Linked DNA regions of Homo sapiens: region 1 is linked to region 2. Evidence: read pairs that join two places in POLR2A ChIA-PET (ENCODE). Cell type or tissue: OCI-LY7. All regions are shown on one strand. Links, peaks and the distances in the headings refer to the core of each region. The heading gives the core; the rest is flanking DNA. Region 1 has its middle 34 kb from the start of BCAS1-AS1. Region 2 overlaps BCAS1-AS1 (BCAS1 antisense RNA 1).

The links. ChIA-PET counts read pairs that join two places held together with the same protein. Peaks named below come from ENCODE experiments on the same cell type or tissue, not always from the same donor. Only the 100,000 strongest peaks of a DNase experiment are listed, where the experiment ranks them.
Region 1: POLR2A ChIA-PET joins it to region 2 with 6 read pairs; 16 of 35 experiments call an interaction of 5 or more read pairs at or near these places.

The regions. Positions count from the first base shown.
Region 1 is chr20:53,878,498-53,883,876 of GRCh38, reverse strand. No RefSeq gene overlaps it. Among named protein-coding and RNA genes, the nearest start is that of BCAS1-AS1, 34 kb to the left of the region's middle. In OCI-LY7, for the core only: no CTCF peak of the experiment used is centred there; no DNase peak of the experiment used is centred there.
Region 2 is chr20:53,928,341-53,933,719 of GRCh38, reverse strand. All of the region lies in intron 1 of BCAS1-AS1 (BCAS1 antisense RNA 1), which reads right to left. Among named protein-coding and RNA genes, the nearest start is that of BCAS1-AS1, 16 kb to the right of the region's middle. RefSeq lists an enhancer at 2,648-2,747. In OCI-LY7, for the core only: no CTCF peak of the experiment used is centred there; a DNase peak (open chromatin) is centred at 3,249; H3K4me3 peaks cover 1,738 bases; H3K27ac peaks cover 3,749 bases.

The DNA.
Region 1 (5,379 bases), core at 222-5,221, 50 kb after region 2:
GCATCCCAGTGCACTTCTGTTGCACATTAGCAAATAGACAACGGGGATAATAAGAGTGAATAACTTATATTTCATGGTGACCCAAGGACCCCAACTATCATCACCAATAATACAAATCATATAACAGTATCAACCACATTTATTAGGAACTTACTATATGCCAGGCACTAGTGTGTGTGTGTGTGTTTGAAATGCATATATATCTTCAATTAATCGCCACTAAAAAGCCTAAGGAATGGATGCTATTACCATCCCTATTTTATAGTTGTGTAAATAAGGTCCAGATGGATTAAGTAACAAGCTTTGACAAATGGTATCATATCAAGTTACAAGACTTTTGCACAGCAAAGGAAACAATCAACATAGTGAAGAGACAGCCCACAGAATGGGAGAAAATATTTGCAAACTACCCATCTGACAAGGGATTAATAATCAGAAAATAAAAGAAACTTAAATAACTCTGTAGGAAAAAAATCTGGCCTGGTGAGGTGGCTCACGCCTTTGATCTCAGCACTTTGGGAGGCTGAGGCAGGTGAATCACTTGAGGTCAGGAGTTCAAGACCAGCCTGGGAAACATGGTGAAACCCCATCTCAAGAAAAAATTAGCTGGGCATGGTGGCATGTGCTTGTGCTTGTGGTCTCAGCTACTTGGGAGGTGGGAAGATCGCCTGAGCCCAGGAGGTTGAGGCTGCAGTGAGCCATGATTGAGTCACCACACTCCAGCCTCTGTGACAGAGTAAGACCCTGTCTAAAAAAAATAAAAAATATAAAGATATAATAACCCACTCAAAATGGACAAAAGGTTTGACTAGATATTCCTTAAAAGAAGACATACAAATAGCAAATAGGCATATGAAAAGGTGCTTAACATCACTGATCATCAGAGAAATGAAAATCAAAACTGCAATGAGATCTCAACTCAACCCAGTTAAAATGGCTTATATTCAAAAGACAGGCAATAACAAATTCCGGCAAGGATGTAGAGAAACGGGATCCCGCATACACTGTTGGTGGAAATGCACCTTAGTACAACCATTATGGAGAACAGTTTGGAGGTTCCTCAAAAAACTAAAAATAGAGCTACCATATGACCCAGCAATCCCACTGCTGGGTATATGTCCAAAAGAATGCACATCAGAACATCAAAGAGGTATCTGCACTCCTATGTTTGTTGCAGCAGTGTTCACAATAGCCAAGATTTGGAAGCAACCTAAGTGTCCATCAGCAGATGAATGGATCAAGAAAATTTGGTACATATACTCAATGGAGTACTATTCAGCCATAAAAAAGAATGAGATCCTGTTATTTGCAACGATGTGGATGGAATTGGAGGTCATCATATTAACTGAAATAAGCCAGACACAGGAAGACGAAAATCACACATTCTCACTTATTTGTGAGATCTAATAATCAAAATAGTTGAACTCATGGAGATAAGAGAAGGATGGTTTCCAGAAGCTGGAAGTGTGGGGTTGGGTGGCAGGGGAGAGGGGATGGGGTGGTGTGGTAGGGTGGGGGAAGGTGGGGATGGCTAATGTGTACAAAGAACAAAGAAAGTTAGAAAGAATGGATAAGACCTAGTATATGATAACACAACAGGGTGACTATAGTCAATAATAGTTAAACTGTACATTTCAAAATAACTAAAAAAGTATAACTGGATTGTTTGTAACACAAAGGACAAATGCTTGAGGAGATGGATACTCCATTTTTCATAATGTGATTATTACACATTGCATGCCTATATCAAAACATCTAATGCACACCATAAGTATATACACCTACCATAGACCTACGAACATGAAAAATTGTAATTATATATATATATATACACACACACACACATATGTAACAAGCCTCAGTTTACACAGCTGACAAGGTGCAGAGCAAAAGTTCAAACTCAGGAGCATCATGGAGCTCAGCCACTGTTCTCCTGGCGGGCCAGACATTTCAGTTCCTGGCATTGGATAAACTGACTTTTGGATGTCACCCAGTCAATGATAATAATTATTATTATTATATCTTGCTTTTTGAATTATTAGATCTTGCTTTTCTGAGGGATTTTTACTTTTCTGTTGCAAGAGAACTTTCACAGTCATTTGACAAACCCTACTTTTCAAAACCAGGCGTTTTAATATCATGTCTCAGGTAACGGAAATTTTTTTAGTCACAGGCTGTGAAAAAGTAATCAGTAGATAGCCACACAGAGAATGAACAGGACTTGCAGAGTAGATTCTTATCAGCTTGGGGCCAACACCCCTTCTGCACATCCCTAGGCCCACAGGGGCCTAGTCAGGAGGCTGGGAGGAAAGGCATCTTCCCCCAGAAGAAAGCCCAGCTCCTAAAACTCCTGGCCTGTCTCTGCCCCTTCCCCACTCCATGCTGCAAGAGGAGTGATTGATCTGGCTGGTAGATTGGGGAAGAAGAAAGCGGCTGAGCTGCCACCTGCTCCTTGTATATTTGGGTAGGAGGGAGTTGCCCATGGATCTTGTGTTCTCTGTTCCTGTTGGAGTTGGAGGGGTTGCCTAATTCTGGTCAGTGCTGGCAAGCCCTGTGGCCCACACATATTTATAGACTTTTCAGCAATAAAGGTGATATTTTGACTTTTTTTTTTTTTTTTTTTTCTGAGATAGAGTCTCACTCTGTCTGCCAGGCTGGAGTGCAGTGGCACGATCTCGGCTCACCGCAAGCTCCGCCTCCCAGTTTCACGCCATTCTCCTGCTTCTGAGTAGCTGGGACTGCAGGCACCCGCCACCACGCCTAGCTAAATTTTTTTGTATTTTTTTTAGTAAACACGGGGTTTCACCGTGTTAGCCAGGATGGCCTTGATCTCCTGACCTCGTGATCCACCCACCTCGGCCTCCCAAAGTGCTGGAATTAAAGGCGTGAACCACCACACCCAGGCTTTTTTTTTTTTTTTTTTTTTGTGATGGCGAGTCTTTCTGTGTCACCCAGGCTGGAGTGCAGTGGTGCGATCTTGGCTCGCTGCAACCTCCGTCTCCTGGGTTCAAGCAGTTCTCCTGTCTCACCCTCCCAAGTAGCTGGGATTACAGGCACACGCCACCATGCCCCAGCTAATTTTTGTATTTGTGGTAGAGACCTGGTTGGTCAGGCTGGTCTTGAGCTCCTGACCTCAGGTGATCCACCTGCCTCGGCCTCCCAAAGTGCTGGGATTACAGGCGTCAGCCACCGTGCCAGGCCCACATTTTGGCTTATTCTTCTATCTTATGGCTCAGCTGCTTAAGAAGCCAGGCAGGGAAGAAAGGGCTATTCGTTGGACCTCCTCAAAAAGCCCAGCAGAAGGAAGTCTTCTTTTAGGCAGCTTCGGTGAAGGGAGCAATTGTTAAACAGTGAGGATGTGTTTTTCTTTTCTATTCATTTATTTGCCCCACCATTGGCTGGCTAAGCACCTACTACGTGCCTGGTACCGTACCAGGCACCTTCTGAATAAAGATGAGCTCTCAAAAGTGGGAGCAAAAGACAGAATCGAGACTGAATTAGGTTTCACTTCCAGCCTTTCTACAGGAGGTGACCACGAGGAAGGAAGAGTAATGGCTGGGTTTGAAAAGCCCAGCATTCATTTCGGGTTCTTTGGGTTACACAGCGACTTGAGCGGATTATCTACCCTCACAAACCATTGTCAGCCATCTCAGCAGAGTGTTAATGAAGACAGCCTGTTCTCCCTCAGCCAAGGAATGAGTCCATGGCCAAGGCAAATCATCAAACTCTAATTGCAGGGATGGAGAATCTTTACCAGAGTGACATGGAGTAGAAAACAGAATTGCAGCTCACCCCTTCCAGCAGAAAGTTCTCAAGAAGCATTTCTGTTCCCTAGAAATGTGGGACTTTTGACAAAAACATCTAGAAGAATAATAAACAAAACAACAGCCAAGGTTTATTAAGCTTGTTGTTGCTTCACACAACCATCCTGGGAGCTAGGCCTTAGCTCATGTCTGTCTGTCTGTCTGTCTGTCTCTCTCTCTCTCTCCCCACCCCCCTACTCCTCCTCTCTTCTTCCTCTCTGCCTCTGTATTTCTTTGTTTCTTAGGACTCCTTTCTCCACCTGTGAGTTACTCAACATCCATGTATTAAACTTTTTTAGCACAAGATTTGTTTTGTTTTGTTCTGTTTTGAGACGGAGTCTCGCCCTGTCACCCAGGCTGGAGTGCAGTGGCGCGATCTCAGCTCACTGCAACCTCCGCCTCCTGGGTTCAAGCGATTCTTGTGCCTCAGCCTCCTGAGTAGCTGGGACTACAGGCGCGCACCACCACACCCAGCTAATTTTGGTATTTTTAGTAGAGATGGGGTTTCACCATGTTGGTCAGGCTGGTCTCAAACTCCTGACCTCAGGTGATCCACCCTCCTCCACCTCCTAAAGTGCTGGGATTACAGTCGTGAGCCCCAGCGCCCAGCCAAGTTTTAGGTTAAGATAGAGTTGGTTCCCTCTACAAGAGAAAACACCAATCCCACCCTCTGCACAGCTACTGTAGAATGCTGGGTGCAATTGCAATGCCTTCATGTAACAGCTGGGGAAATTGAAACTGACAGGAGACCTTCACGTTTAGGGCCAGGGAGGCCTTGTGGCTCAATGGTTAAGAGCACAAGTTGTTGAGTCACATGGTCCTGGGTGTTAAACCTGCCTCTGCTCATTATTGACTGGTGTGAAACACATTAGCTTCCCAAGCCTCGGGTCCTCATCTGTGAATACAGGATAATAATAGTGCCTAGCTCCCAGGACGGTAGTGTGAAGCAATGACGTGCTTAATAAACCTTGCCTATTATTTTACTTATCATTCTAGATTTTTTCTGAGAAGTCATGCAAAACAGGAATATAGACTGCAAAAAGATGCTAAGCAGGAAGGTATTAAAGGAAGCCTTTTTCCAAAGGGGATGTTTATTTCAGCGATGCACAGGGGGGAGCTCAACCAGCTGTTTTCCAGGAAATTGTCCACTTAACCTAGGGTGAGCTCTAAATTTTAATGACTAGCCAGTGTCGAAGGACTGGAAAGAGAAGAAAACAAACAAGGATGATGTAAAAATCCAACCACACGCTGCATAAACTCTGTGGTCTCCCAAATTTAATTAGAATCCTGGGTTTGGAGGCATTTCCCATCCCTCCAATATGGAGGTAAAGAATGCAAATTATCACCAATATTTTACTGGTAGCTAAAAAATGAAGTTAAATCATAGTAATCATCAGAAACCAGAATATTGGAAGCAGTAAGATGTAAATGATTAACCATTACCCAGGGACTGGGGACTTTGCCTCTGAAGTTTCTTCTGCCTGAAATTTTCTCCCCATTCTCCACCCCTGTACCTCTTCCCTTCACCATCTCAACCTTCTCATCTCAGCTCAGATGTCACCTCCTCACAGAAGCC
Region 2 (5,379 bases), core at 287-5,286:
GCCAGTTGTCTAGGGTCTACTCACCTTAGGTAAAGCTACTTCCTCTATCTTAACCTCTCTTGATTTGATCTCCCTTCATTCCCTCTACCTCCACTTGCTATCTCTAACATCATCTGTGGAAAACCAAAGCCATTTAATATGTGAAATTTCTCTTGGGAAAAATGGCTACATAGTTGCAGACCATCTTACCTACTGAGTACAAACATGAAAGCTAGACAAATACCTCGAAGGCATCCTAAAAGAGAGATGCAGTGCTCCACTTCAATTGAAAGCAACAATAAGACTGACAGCTGATTCAGCAGAACTAATCAAAGTCTGAGGACAAACTCCTTAAAAAAAAAAAAAAAAGATAAGATGGAAAAGAAAAAGAAAGAAAAGAAGAAAGAAAAACAAAAGGGGTTTAAAAAAAACCCTGCCAACCTATAGTTCTACACCCAGTAAGAAATAGCTATCAAAATTGAAGATTGCTATGTTTTCAGATAAACAAAAACTAAATTCTATATTACCAGCAGGTCCTTACTAAAAGAAATACTAAAAGATACTCTTTAAGAAAAAAATAAAATGATCTCAGATGGAAGAATAAAAACATAGGAAAGAATTAAAAGCAACAGAAGGACAAATGTGTCGGTAAATCTAAACGAATACCAACTCTATTAAAAGATCATAATAATGTCTTCTGGGATTTAAAAAATATATAGAAGGCCAAGTGTGGTGGCTCACACCTGTAATTCCAGCACTTTGGGAGGCCAAAGTGGGTGGATCACTTCAGGTCAGGAGTTTGAGACCAGCCTGGCCAACATGGTGAAACCCCATTTCTACTAAAAATACAAAAATTAGGCAGGCATGGTGGTGCATGCCTGTAATCCCAGCTGCTCGGGAGGCTGAGGCAGGAGAATCACTTGAACCCGGGAGGCAGAGGTTGCAGCAAGCCAAGATTGTGCCACTGCACTCCAGCCTGGGCGACAGAGCAAGCCTCCATCTCAAAAAGAAATAAAACATAAAATAAAATAAAATATATGTAGAGTTCAAATACATGGTAGCAATAACACAAAAGGTAGTCAAGAAAAAAACGGTACTAAACATGTTCCAAATTATTTTATTGCCTGAGAGCTAGCAAATGTACTAATTTTATTAGACTCTGATAAGTCAGGAATTATCATTGTAATCTATAAGGTAATAAAAAATATAGAAAAAACAAGCTAATAGGAGAAGCACAATGATTGAAAAAAGACCTCATTAATTTAAAAGGTCAGAAGGGAGAAAAGGGGGAACTGGTAAAAGTTGAAACTAATTAAAATAGTAATATATTAATATTGTGATAGTACTATACTAATAATTACTTTAAGTGTAAATAGACTAAATATTCCAACTAAAAGACAGATTTTATGCTAAATTAAAAAAAAACCCAAATATAATCTTCTTACAAGAGATAAGACCTAATATAAGCACACAGAAAAGATGAAAATAAAGATAGAAACAGATATTTCATGAACATACTAATCAAAAGAAAGCTAGTGTAGCTATTCTAGTATCAGATGAAATACACTTTAAGAAAAGAAACAATATAAAAGGTAAAGAGGATTATCTTATAATAACAAAAAGGGTCAATCCTACAAGAAAAAGCAATTCTAAATCTACAGTACCTGCTAGAATAGTTTCAATATACATAAAGCAGAAACTGCCAGATCTAAAAGGAGAAATAAATCCACAATTATAGAAGTAGGCTTTAACCTATTTCTATCAGCAACTGATAAACAAAAAGATAATTTAAGTCAGTAAGAATGGAGAAATTTTGACCAGCACTATTTACACACTCAGCCTAACTGACATTTGTAGAACAAACCAACCAATAACTGCACACTACCTCTTCTTTTTCTAAGTGCACACGGAACATTTAACAAAAGTTGTCACATGCTGGACTATGGAGTAGGTCTCAACAAACTTCAAATGCTAAAAACACACAATATGTTCTCTGACTACAGTGGAATTAGCTAGAAACCAATAACTAAGGATAAGAAAATGTCTAAATAATTGAAAATGAGGCAAAGCAATCCAAATAGCTCATGATTTAAGAGAAATCACAGTAGAAATTAGAAAATATTTATTTGACATATCAAAATGTAGGATTCAGCTAAAGCTGTGCTTATAGGGAAATGTTTATCTTTAAATACACATATTAGCTAACAAGAGAGGAAGAAAATCAATGACCTAAGCACACACTTTAGAAAATTAGAAAAATAAAAGCAATCAAACCTAGAAAAATTAGAAACAAGGAGATAATAAAGACAGTTATGAAAAGAAAATAAATGTACAACAAAACATCTCTTTGCAGAGATGCAACACCTCTTATTGATAGATTAACAGACCTACCATTCATTTGTTCATCCATCCTTGCATTCGTTCATTCATTGAATAAATATTTACTGAGAATCTATGCTGTGGATAAGGCACTGTTCTAATTTCTTAGAATAAAGAAGTGAACAAAACAAAGTTCTTCCCTTCAAGGAGCTTATATTTTGGTACAGGAAACAGGCAATAAACAAACAACTAGTGATAAGATGTCAAAAACTGGAATATGCTATTAGTAAATGAAAAAGTGGAGTAATACCGAGAAAAGGGCATGTGAATTTAGTTGGGTTGATCAGGGAAAGGCTCTTTTAAGATGACATTTGACCACAGAGTTTCATAGACTGGGGAGTGAATCATGCAAATATGAGGAAGAAAAGCATTCCAGACAAAAGGAAGAGGTACTGTACAAGCCCTAAGGTGAATGCACATTTGACACATTGAAAAGAGCTCGTGTGCCCTTGGATAATGTTGGACAGGCTGTCAGAAACCAGAAAGACCTTGTAACCATGATGGTAAGACCTGGATTTTAGCCTGAACTTGATAGGAAGATGCTAGAGCATTTTGGGCAGGGAAGTGACAGAATCTGATCATTCATAAGACCTGCTTTTCCATTTCTCTTCCAAGTAGGTTAATTTGTCACTTTCCTCCCTGACAGGCTTTAAATTCTGTAATTCAAGTTCTATTAGCATGATTTTCCAAGGAAAAAGCAAACTTTCTCCATAAATACATCCTCCTGCCCTCCTGCCAGGAGAGAGAGGGCTTCAAGCAGCTTTTCTAAGAGCGATTTTTTTCACCCCATGATAGTTGGATGTTAGGAAAGTGACAGAGACAGAACAAGTCATAAACATCACTGAGGTCTGAGGTTGGTTGAACAGGTGTATGTGAAAACCCTTAACCCCACCAGGAAGGACGTGTGACTATGAGGAGGGAGTAAAAATATGATGAAACTGTTAGTGGACTTTCTGTTCTGAGCTCAAGAAACATTTCCACCATGCAAGCAAGTAGAAATGTAAATGACACTTCAGAGAAGAGTTTCCAGTCAAAGATATGGGTGCAGTAGCCTTCAAAAGACAGTGATCATTTCAGCAACAATTTTCAACGCAACCTCCCCAGTACAGCCTACAGTCATGTTTCTTCGGGAAAGGGCAACGCATTCTGCTAAAACTTGAATTTGTTTCCAAGATTTAAACACCAGAAAAATGCATATGCAAATTCAGATTTCCATGTTCTCTTGAAATATTGGAAGTTGGGGGATCACGGACAAAATATAGGACACCAAATGACCCTTCCCCTTTGCTGGGGCTTAGTCTCACTTTTACACAATCCCCACAGAACTCTTCTTACCTGCTCAGCCCCCAGAGCTGTCTGCAGATATGCTCTCTAGTTTAAGAAATGAGGTTGATGAATTGGGGAAGAGAAAGCACCTTTCTCAAAGCATTTCCCAGAGGACCACCAATCCTATAAGGTATTCTAAGGGATATAAAGCTTCACATTGTGCTAGGCAGAATTCTAAAGTGGTCCCCAAGATTGTCCCCTCCTTGACCTGGTGTACATGGCATCCATAATCCCCTTACCTGGAACATTGGCTGGACCTTTGAATTGATGAGCTTTCACTACTATGATTAAGTTACATGACAAAGGTAAAAGAATGTTGTATCTAAGGTCCCCAGTCAGTTGACTCTGATTTGATCAAGAGGAAGTTTATCCTGGGTAGGCCTGGTTTAATCAGGTGATCCCTTAAAAGGAACTAGGGAAGCAGCAGCAGACGTTGTCCCATGGCTTTGTATGGGACACAAGACAAACTGCCATGCTGTGGAGAGAACAACACAGCGGCCAACTAGGAGCTCCAGGAGCTGAGTCCCTCAGTCCTACAACTGCCCAGGAACTGAATTCTGTCAAAAACTAGTGGGCTCAGAAGAGGACCCAGGCCTCAAATGAGATGACAACCCTGACCAACATGTTGATTTCAGCCGAGTGAGACTCAAAGCGAAGGACCCATCTAACTTATACCCAGAGTCTCAAACTGTTAGACAGTAAATGGGTATTGTTTTAAGTGACTAACTCTGCAGTGATTTGCTACATAATGATAGAAAATCAATACACCTGTGTCCATTCAACAAGATTTAATGAGAGCACCTACTGCATGTTACGTGCTGTTGTAGAAACTGAAGATGCACAGAGAGCGAGGCTGACAAAGTTCTTGCTCTCCTGGATCTTACAGTCTAGCTGCACAGAGAGCGAGGCTGACAAAGCTCTTGCTCTCCTGGATCTTACAGTCTAGCGGGGAAAGTCAGATAATAAATAGGAAAAACAAAGGCCGGGCACGGGCGGCTCATGCCTGTAATCCCATCCTTTGGGAGACCAAGGCAGGCAGATTGCTTGAGCTCAGGAGTTTGAAACCAGCCTGGGCAACATGGCAAAACCCCATCTCTACTAAAGATACAAAAAAAAAAGGCCAGGTGCGGTGGCTCACGCCTGTAATCCCACTACTTTGAAAGGCTGAGGCGGGCGGATAACCTGAGGTTGGGAGTTCGAGACCAGCCTGACCAACATGGAGAAACCCCGTCTCTATTAAAAATACAAAACTAGGCAGAGCACGGTGGCTCACACCTGTAATCCCAGCACTTTGGGAGGCCGAGGCGGGCAGATCACGAGGTCAGGAGATCGAGTCCGTCCTGGCTAACATGGTGAAACCCTGTCTCTACTAAAAATACAAAAAATTAGCCGGGCGCCTGCAGTCCCAGCTACTCTGGAGGCTGAGGCAGGAGAATGGCGTGAACCCAGGAGGCGGAGCTTGCAGTGAGCCGAGATCGCGCCACTGCAGTCTGGCCTGGGCGAAAGAGGGAGACTCCGTCTCAAAAAAAAAACAAAAAACAAAAAACAAAACTAGCCAGGCTTGGTGGTGCATGCCTGTAATCCCAGCTACTCAGGAGGTTGAGGCAGGAGAATTGCTTGAAACCGGGAGGCAAAAGTTGCAGTGAGCCGAGATCCCGCCATTGCTTCCAGCCTGGGCAACAAGACCAAAAACTC